Linked DNA regions of Homo sapiens: region 2 is linked to region 1. The links are chromatin contacts, found by Hi-C in ENCODE. All regions are on one chromosome and are shown on one strand. The core of a region is the stretch at or near the end of the contact, and the rest is flanking DNA. Distances in the headings are between cores, read along the strand shown.

Region 1 (4,274 bases), core at 466-2,965:
ACAAAGGAAGAGCACACATCTATTCTCTCAAAATACGAAAGTCAGATGACAGTCTTCATCAGGTTTTTAAGAGGAGCAAATCAGTTAATACATGTGAAGCATATACAATATTGCTTGACACGTAGTAAGTGCTAAATAAACTGCAGATAATGAGAAACTCCAGAATAATGAGAATCGGGATATGAGTGGTAGTTGACACCCATCTTCCACAGCAGGATCAACAAGATCATTTCATTAACATCTCAATAATGCAGCCCCACATTTCAAATAGCTATATTTTAAAAGTCTTATTTATAGCATTATCATAGTTTTACTGTGTTCCTTTATTAATAACAATATTTGGGGTTTGTATAGCACCTCTGTACATAAGAGCTTAAAGAACTGTCATACATCTTGTCTTATCCCTATTACAGCGGTCAGGTATTTTTTTGTCCGTTTTACAGATGAGGAAATTGAGGGGTAGCAATGTCACCCAGCTAGCAGTAAGTGGCAAAAAGCCGTAAATTTCACGAACAGTTTCTTCTTTGTTAATGTGGATATAGTACTGAACAATGGTTACTATGGGGTATTAGATTCTACTGGTGGTCTAACAGCTTCCAATATTACTCTACCCAGCTTTGACTTCTAAAAATAGATCTCCAACCTAATAAATTGAATATTTCAAGTTCAATAATAAGATAACACAGGTAGGGTCCCCTTCAGGACTCATTGCATTCCTACTCAGGAGGCCTAAATCACTTGCACCTTTTCGAATTATATAGATCATTTACACTTGGGAAAGAAAGATAATAATTGCTTATCATGGATGAAGTACCCTATTTATAATACGCAGGCCGCCTGCCTGACACTTTCATATTACACCAGATTTAGAAGGACCCCACAGGGATGTGGTGTCACAGTCTGGTTACTGCAAATTGGTAATACTATAATTAAGCATCAGAGTTCTAAACACATATGTGTGCATGCATCTCCTCACAAATGTGAAAGAAAACTGTTTCAAGAAGTAAGGGAGAATGAATTTCACTTTGCAATAAGCAATTTTAAAATATAAGTATATTTTAGGATCGTCCTCAAATATTCTTTCCAAACAAGGCAACTCCCTCACATGGAAATCCCAAGGCAGAAATGTGCCAGAATTTTATTCTTTTCCTTTCTGTGACGAGAAACCAAACTAAAGCTTAAATAAACATATAATTGCACCCCCCGCAGGCTTGGAAACCTCCCTTACTTAAAACTCCGGCCCGAGACTGAGACAGGGGCCTAGAGAGTACATTGCAGCAAACGGCTCCATAAATAACCAGCCACACAATAGCAAGAAAAATAAACTGTTAACAAGCGCCTAAGGCTTCTACAGGGCCAAGTGAAAACAGAAAGCCGTCCAGTCACCGTCCCTACACAGTGAAATACCGTCACAGGTAATCTCGGGCACCATCTCTCTATTTTTGTATTCCTCTGGAAATAAAACCGCATTTACATGTACATTTTAGGTACATACATGGACCAAATGTTTATGACAGAGAAGTAGACAAAGCAGAGGAAGGAGAAGCAGCTGCACAGAGAGGGACAGAGGGAGCGAAGAGACAGAGACAGCGAGCTGTTTGCTACCTAATTCTAGCTCACAAACAAGGAAGCGCAGCCAATTCTCTTCGGCGATTCAGCGTTCCTCTCACCGCAGCTGGACAGATCTCGGCCTTTCTCTAATCACCATGGCAACTGCACCTCACCGCCACCGGAAATAAGATGCAGAGCCCTTCTCCAAACGATCCGGCTAGAAATCTAGGAAGCGCTGATCCGGAGCGCACAGAGACAGCTGTGTTGCTCCTCTATCGCGGGGGTGGTATGGCCAGAGTAGTGAGAGAAGGTGCTCTGTTACACCAGCAGGAAATAGGTGCTGTCCTGGGCCTAGAACTCCCCGCTCGCTCCTTTGCTCGCGCACACCCGGATCCTTCGTCGCGGGGAGGATGTTTCCGCCCGGCCGCGGTGGGCTTGACGCAACGTCCAGCGCGCGCTTTTCATGCCTTGGCGTTTCCTTTGGCGGATTTTCTGTTTTCGGAAGTTGCTGGGTTCGTTTTATTCAGCGGCAGTGGTGCTTTCCCGAATCTCAGAATGCCGTAGGTATCTCCTCCCCAGGTATTGCTGTTTTGGGGGCCCTCTGCAAGAAGAGAAGATATTATGTGGCCCAGTAGCCTTTCTCGTTTTCCTATTTTTTCGGAGTATGAACTTGTCTCCTCTGTCCACAGGCAATTCCCTTCGCTTGGTACCCTCAACTCTACGTCTCCTCCAGCGGTACTCATACGATAGTCCTCCTTCGCTTTCTGTTTCTACGATGCTTTTGACAGATTTCGTAAACTGTGGGCTGTATTTAGGTGATGTCTAACTTGAAATAACATAAATAAGGTTGACACACAGGATGGGACAGAGTAGATGAAAACACGCCTTCGTAGTTTGTCAGTCCCTTGCCTTCATTAATGTGGCGCGTTCGTGTAAACCCGTGGGAGAACTCATGGACTGAGTGGGTCTAGATACCTGGATTCCAGATAAGACTCTTTCACTGTTGGGCAAGTCACTTATCGACCCTGAGCTTCGTTTTTTTTTACTTACACAAATAAGTTTGTACTGCATGATCTCTAAATTCCCATCTATGACCAATAATCTGATTATTGAGAATGACCATAGTGGGAATAGGCATTGTGCTAGATAAGATTCATCTGTTTTTCATATCCTTCATCCATCCTATATTGAGATGCATAAAATAGTTGCTACCCTATAGAAACTTAAAAAAGCCATTAAAGGTTGGGGGAGTGGGGTGGATATCAAACACCTGTAATTTCTCCTTGGCCGTCCTTGTCCTCAGGTTGATTTAGGTACCCCCTCTAGTGTAACCTGTTCCTTAGTTTATTTCAGGATTAAGTAAAATGCAAAGTAACACAGCTGGGGAAATTTTTGTATCAAATAGGAATTGACATGAAAGGGGAAAGCTGTACAGAAATGATAACCTATATTTATTGAATCTTGAATTACAATGTGGGTGCTGTATTAATCAATTTATCTACGTTTTTTCATTGAATCCTAAAATACTTTAGGGGATGGGGGCTGCTATTATCTTTACAGATAAAGAAACCCATCACCTAATAGGGTGTTCAACACAGCTGCCAATAAATGCATGTTTTACTGATGCCCTTAAAAGTTATGGATTATTGAGGAGGTTTTCCTTTCCCCAGAATTAAGCAAAGAGACTTGTTTCCCTACTCTTGCATTAGAAAAATCATCCAGTTCTCAAATAAACAAAGCTGCAAAGATAATGTCACACAATCACACACACAAAATCCCTAAGAATACAGTGAAAACAGAGGTGTATTTGCCAAACAAGTGGTAATACCTCCTGAACTGTGTGTATCTGTGTATAGGAGTGGGGAACCAAAAAACTATGAAAAGTGGAACTTTTTTTTTCTTTTTTTGAGGCAGAGTCTGGCTCTGTTGCCCAGGCTGGAGTGCAGTGCTGTGATCACAGCTCACTGCAGCCTCTACCTCCTGGGCTCCCACATGCCACCATGCCTAATTTTTTTATTTTGTAAAGACAGTGTCTCCCTGTGTTGCCCAGCCTGGTCTTGAAGTCCTGGGCTTAAGTGATCCTTCCACCTCAGCCTCCCAATGTGCTGGGACTATAGGAGTTAGCCACTGTGTCAGGCCTAAAAGTGGACCTTTTTGACAACTGTCTTCCTAACATATGCACACAAGATGTTATATTAGGCTTTTAGATAAGTATATTCTGGTAATAAATACACAACCTTAAAGTTGAGGTTAACATCTCACATATATAGCTAATATATATGTGAAACTAGCAATTACTTTGCTAATTTTCTAAGTTTTAGCAAAGTGATTTAAGACTAAATCAACAGTTAAGTAATGCATAAAACGTAATGGCATGTTAGTAGAGAATCTCCATCATTGTTAGTAAATTAAGTGTTTTTTTTTTTTTTAATGTGGTTACTGGTGAGGTCATAAATGAGTGGTGCAAATAGTTATCTTGGCAAGTTACATATGCAGGTGGATTCATTTTTAAGTGATGTTGAAATGGTGACTATTTGGTATGTATTTGGAAGACTAAATGTGTAATATAACTTACGGGAGGGTGTGATCTATCTTTTTTCTAATTTCTTAGAACCTTGAGCAGAAAAAACTTCAATACAACAATGAGTAGTTGTGAAAATATATATGGTCCAAATGAATCTAAAATAAATAAGAAACAGCAAATGTTCAGTGACAATAGAGCG
Region 2 (4,274 bases), core at 1,243-3,742, 4.2 Mb before region 1:
GCAGGATCCTTCCATTGAGATGAATGTGGATTCTGGAAACAAATTTATAAAAATAAACTTATTTTAAAAACCAGTATATTCTAGTAATTATACTTTTGAGGAGAAAACACTTGAACATTCTATATTTTGGCTATGTGACATGGAGACAAATTAGAAGCACAAAAAAATTAAAGTTTCTTCAAGGTAGTTGGGTTCCCTGCAAAAGCGTTAAGGGTAATTACCTATTAAACTACACATTGCAAAGTCTGAACCCATGCAACCCAAGCTGAACCACATACATATGTTTGCATATCTGTTCAGTTTTGCATGAGAGTATCATTCACCGGTTTGCTCTACCAAACTTGTTACCCTGACCTGAGTGAAACAGTTTTGAGAAAGATTTCCATGCTGTGTGCACAATGAGATGAGAGCTGCACAGCAGTTAACTGGAATTGCCATCAACCATACTCCAAGAGACAGAATAGTACTTTTAAGGAGTAGCAAAATAATCGGGCTGTCACTTGACTAGACCAGTCAAAAAAGAGCAAAATTTAGAAGACAAAAGTAGCACATTTACCCCTGAAAACATAACTTCCCTACCTACCAAAGGTTTTTATCAGGAAAAAAAAAAAGAGCCATTAAAAAAATGCAAGATTGCAGAGAAAAAAAATTCCACTCTATCCTCTTAATGTATTTCTAGGGAATTAACAAGGTTTGTCTCCTACACAATTTCTATTTTTAGCTCTGACTGGCAGAGAATGAAGCTGACTCCTTAATGAGGGGTGAGCCAGGAATTCATTTGGCTTTATCTAATCTGCCCTGCTAAAGGAATTAGTCACGGGAGGCAGTGCAGATGTAGGTAGGGAGTAGCTGGGCTGACTGCTGACTCACAGGGATCTCTTCCGCTGCTGGCAGTCCCCAGCATGCTTAGACATGTTCTGTACCACAGAAAATCCTGGTGATGAAACTAGCACATCTCGGCTGAAAGTCCAGCCACACTCTAGTCGGACAAAGGCAGCCACCCTCCTGACCCCCACCTACCACAGATCCACAATCAGGCAACCCAGCCCTGACTCCCGTCCTTCCGGGGCTCTACCCTGCAGGCTGCAGTCCCCCAGTCCCTTACCGTCACCAGCACGCAGTGCAGGTCCGGGGGCTGCTCGGCGCCCTCGCTCGCCGCGGGGCCAGCGTCGGTCTCCAAGAGCAGGAGCTCCGCCAGCCGGCCCGGGTTGCTGACGCGCAGGATGTTGATGTCGTTCTCGCAGCAAAACGCCTGGATCAGGGTGAAGTGGATCTGCAGAGCCACATCTCTGTCGTCGTCCTCGTCCGCCGCCAGCAGGCACAACACCACGTTATCGGGGTCGCTGGGGGCAGCGGGCGGGGCCAGTGAGCGCAGAAGCGCGGGCGCCCTCAACCACTGCCCGGGTCCCTGGGGGTCGCCGCCCGGCCCGCTCGCCCCCTCCCTTCCGAGACAGGCAGAAAAGCGACAGGAAGTGGCGCGGCCGGGCGAGGGGCGCCCAGCCAAGGCGACCTCCCGGGCTGGGGCGGGAAGGGGTGCCATGGGGGACGCGCAAGGGCCCCACTTACACGTTGAGCAGCTTGGCCGCTTCGTACACCCCGACAGTGATCGTGCGCTGACTCAGGGCTTTGCTGAGCACTTCCTCCAGGGCATCCCCCACCTTATCCATCCTACACGCGGGCAAGGGCGAGGGGTCCCGTCAGCCCCGGTGCCCTCGGGGCCATCGCCGCCCCCCTCGTCCGGTACCACGCCCCTCCCTCTCGAATGCAAGCACCACCGCGCACCTGGGCTCTACGAAAACCCGGCGCTCCCGCGGCCCCGTCACCCCCCATGACCCCTGCACGCCCAAGGACCGGGCGTCCCGTGAGAAGTCCCGAGAGTGCCCCTGCCACAGGCTGCCAGCCACGGGAGCCGCACGGGCAGCGACGGCCACTGCTGCCCTTTGCAAAGGCCCCGGCGGGGCTCGTTCGGGTTGGGGGGCACGCTCTTTCAGTCCGTGGGAGCTCCACGGAGAGTCCCGAGGGAGCAAGGGCGGGAGTTGCCCTGTGCAAACTTTTTAGCTTCCTCCCCTGCAAGCCTTCCACAGCCCGGCTGCACCGGGGAGCGCGGGGTAGGTAAGAGAAGTTCGGGCCGGAAGAGTCCGCAGGCCGACTCACCTTTCGGTCTTCTGCTCTCCAGCCGAGAATTCCTCCAAAGTCATATTGCAAACTGCAGGTCGCCCAGGGAGAGAGCGCGGCGTGCGGGCTGCTCCTGCCACGGCTAGCGCGCGGGCGCCTGCTTTCTGCACTCACTCACAGGCGCCGCTCCGGCAGCTCAGGCCCTGGCGCTCTCCGGCCGCCCCTCGCCCGCCCGGGCTCCTCCTCCTGTGCCAGCCGCCGCAGCTCCGGCCACCCCTCCCGCCTTGCTTGCTCGCTCGCTCCCCGGACCTCGCCTCGCCACGGGCCGCACGACACTAATTGGGCCGCTGCCTCCCAGCCACTGCCTACCAGCCACTGGAGGACAAAGGGCCCCGCTCTCCGGGGTTATCCTGCCAACCCTCAGCCAACCACCTTCCGCCTCATTTGCATGCAGCTTGGCCATTGGGCTATGCAAATCAGCCTGCTCCAGCAATTTGACCCCAGCTCCTGGAGTCAGGTTGAGAGGAGCGGAAAAGGGAGGAGCCACGCGGGAGGCGAGCCGAGGGGGCGGGGGCGGGGGCGGTGCCGAGAGGGGAAGGCGGGTCCCGCGCGCACTCTTATCCGGTTGGCGGGGACCATTGGGAGTGGGGGGCTTTAGCAGAGGCTAGAGGTGGCCTCAGCTTGGGCTGAAGCAGGCTGCCAAGTGTTTTTCTATAATAGTTGCGGCACTTTTTTCTTATTATCTTTTCATGTCTTTTGTTTTAAGGGGTGGCTATTAAAATCTATTTCCAGGGTTAATGCACTGAAGTCTAGTAATTATTAGTAAGCAGGTTACATTAAAAAAGTGTCTCCAGACCTCCGGGGCAAAGTTTACCTCAGAAGTGTTGTTTATCTAAGTCTAGGCGAAGCTGCTTATTAGCAGTAGTATTATTTCGGTGCCCTGATGGCTGGTTTGATTTATTTTTGGAAAGCTGCAAGGGTTGGAAGCTGAAAAAAGAAAAACCAACCCGTTTGTATTCAGGGATGGCAGGGAACCAAGTTAGAATCTTTTCCACAGAAAGCAGAACGGTTTCCCACCTGCCCGGTGTAACTGGGAAATCGTGAGCTGGTCTGCGTGGGGAGCTGGTGACCACATGTGGGAATCCCTGGCAACCCAGATTCTCCTTTCTCAAAGAGCCTTGCCCAAACAAGGATCCTTCTGGACGCCCACCAGCTGAGAGACAACCATCTGACACCCACACAGCCCACAAGTCTAAATTCAAAATGCTCTCGATATGCCCTAAGCTTCCTTTCCTAACGTATGTATGTCGTTACCTTCCACAGAGAGCCTCCTATGATCTCACTGTGAATTATTGATGTTAGATGCTGAATCATGAAGCTGTAACTATAGGAAGTTTTTAGTCATATGCTAAAATTTCACCTTTGAGATAATGGCAACTTGTAGGTGGAAAGCAGACCTTTAAAACTGCAAATGGTAGTTACACATTTTTGAAAAACAAACTTTAATATATAGACTCTCACTGAGTAGTTCAAAAGTCCCTTCCTTTGTTTTATGGTTTATGCAATAAAAGCAAAAACATTTCTTAAACCTACTGAAGTCATCAAAAGTGGTGAAAATGGCTCCCACATGCTTGCATTCAAAACAGTGCTTGCATTATTAAGGTTGCTGTACAGCCAAAGGTCACAGAAGTAATTTCTGCAAAGGTACCTGGAAGTTTTGCACCCTTATGTTTTTATCACTCTAGACAAAATATTCTCCAGCTCTCTTGATCTTAATTTGGTGGAAAAGAAAAGTGATAGGTTTTCTGGTTCATTTATTTGAGTTGTCATTTTGCACTCATTTTTTCACTGTGTTGTCAGCCATGGACAACATTTGAGTAAAGAAATGGTCATGGTCAGTGCATAATTCACCTAAGCATGACTATGTATCTCATATCTATGCCTTAAATCTTAACATTTGATGTCTTTCTTAAAGAATTCCTCAACATTGAAATTTAGGTAGGTTACCGAAGCATTTTCAGTTTTGCAGACAAAACCTGAATTACACAATCTAGCCTGAGTCATCATTTGGCGATTGTTAATATGTTCCGTGGAACTCCAAGGTTCTATCCACTAGGCATTTCTTAGAGGTTCTTGGGAAGAAAATGTGATCACAGCAA

Evidence for each region. Hi-C counts contacts between places; a loop is a spot of excess contacts on that map. Pooled maps may share reads with other maps.
Region 2: a map of CD8-positive, alpha-beta T cell shows a loop between it and region 1 (17-fold over the local background). The contact joins the promoter of GADD45A here to the promoter of EFCAB7 in region 1. A Hi-C loop is called at or near these places in 2 of 168 maps with a recorded cell type or tissue (both CD8-positive, alpha-beta T cell), 1 of 37 single-sample maps with no recorded cell type and 9 of 50 pooled maps.

The regions. Positions count from the first base shown.
Region 1 is chr1:63,520,966-63,525,239 of GRCh38, reverse strand. It overlaps EFCAB7 (EF-hand calcium binding domain 7), which reads right to left and starts at 1,715. Exons shown (of 14, transcript NM_032437.4): 1 at 1,606-1,715. It overlaps ITGB3BP (integrin subunit beta 3 binding protein), which reads left to right and starts at 2,015. Exons shown (of 9, transcript NM_014288.5): 1 at 2,015-2,111. The coding sequence starts at 2,107. RefSeq lists enhancers at 1,752-1,831, 1,993-2,616.
Region 2 is chr1:67,683,419-67,687,692 of GRCh38, reverse strand. It overlaps GADD45A (growth arrest and DNA damage inducible alpha), which reads right to left and starts at 2,492. Exons shown (of 4, transcript NM_001924.4): 1 at 2,155-2,492; 2 at 1,567-1,668; 3 at 1,106-1,343; 4 at 1-32. The coding sequence starts at 2,198. RefSeq lists enhancers at 562-1,063, 799-1,238, 1,269-1,318, 322-1,521 and silencers at 1,419-1,558, 1,629-1,758, 2,229-2,388, 2,579-2,638, 2,649-2,828.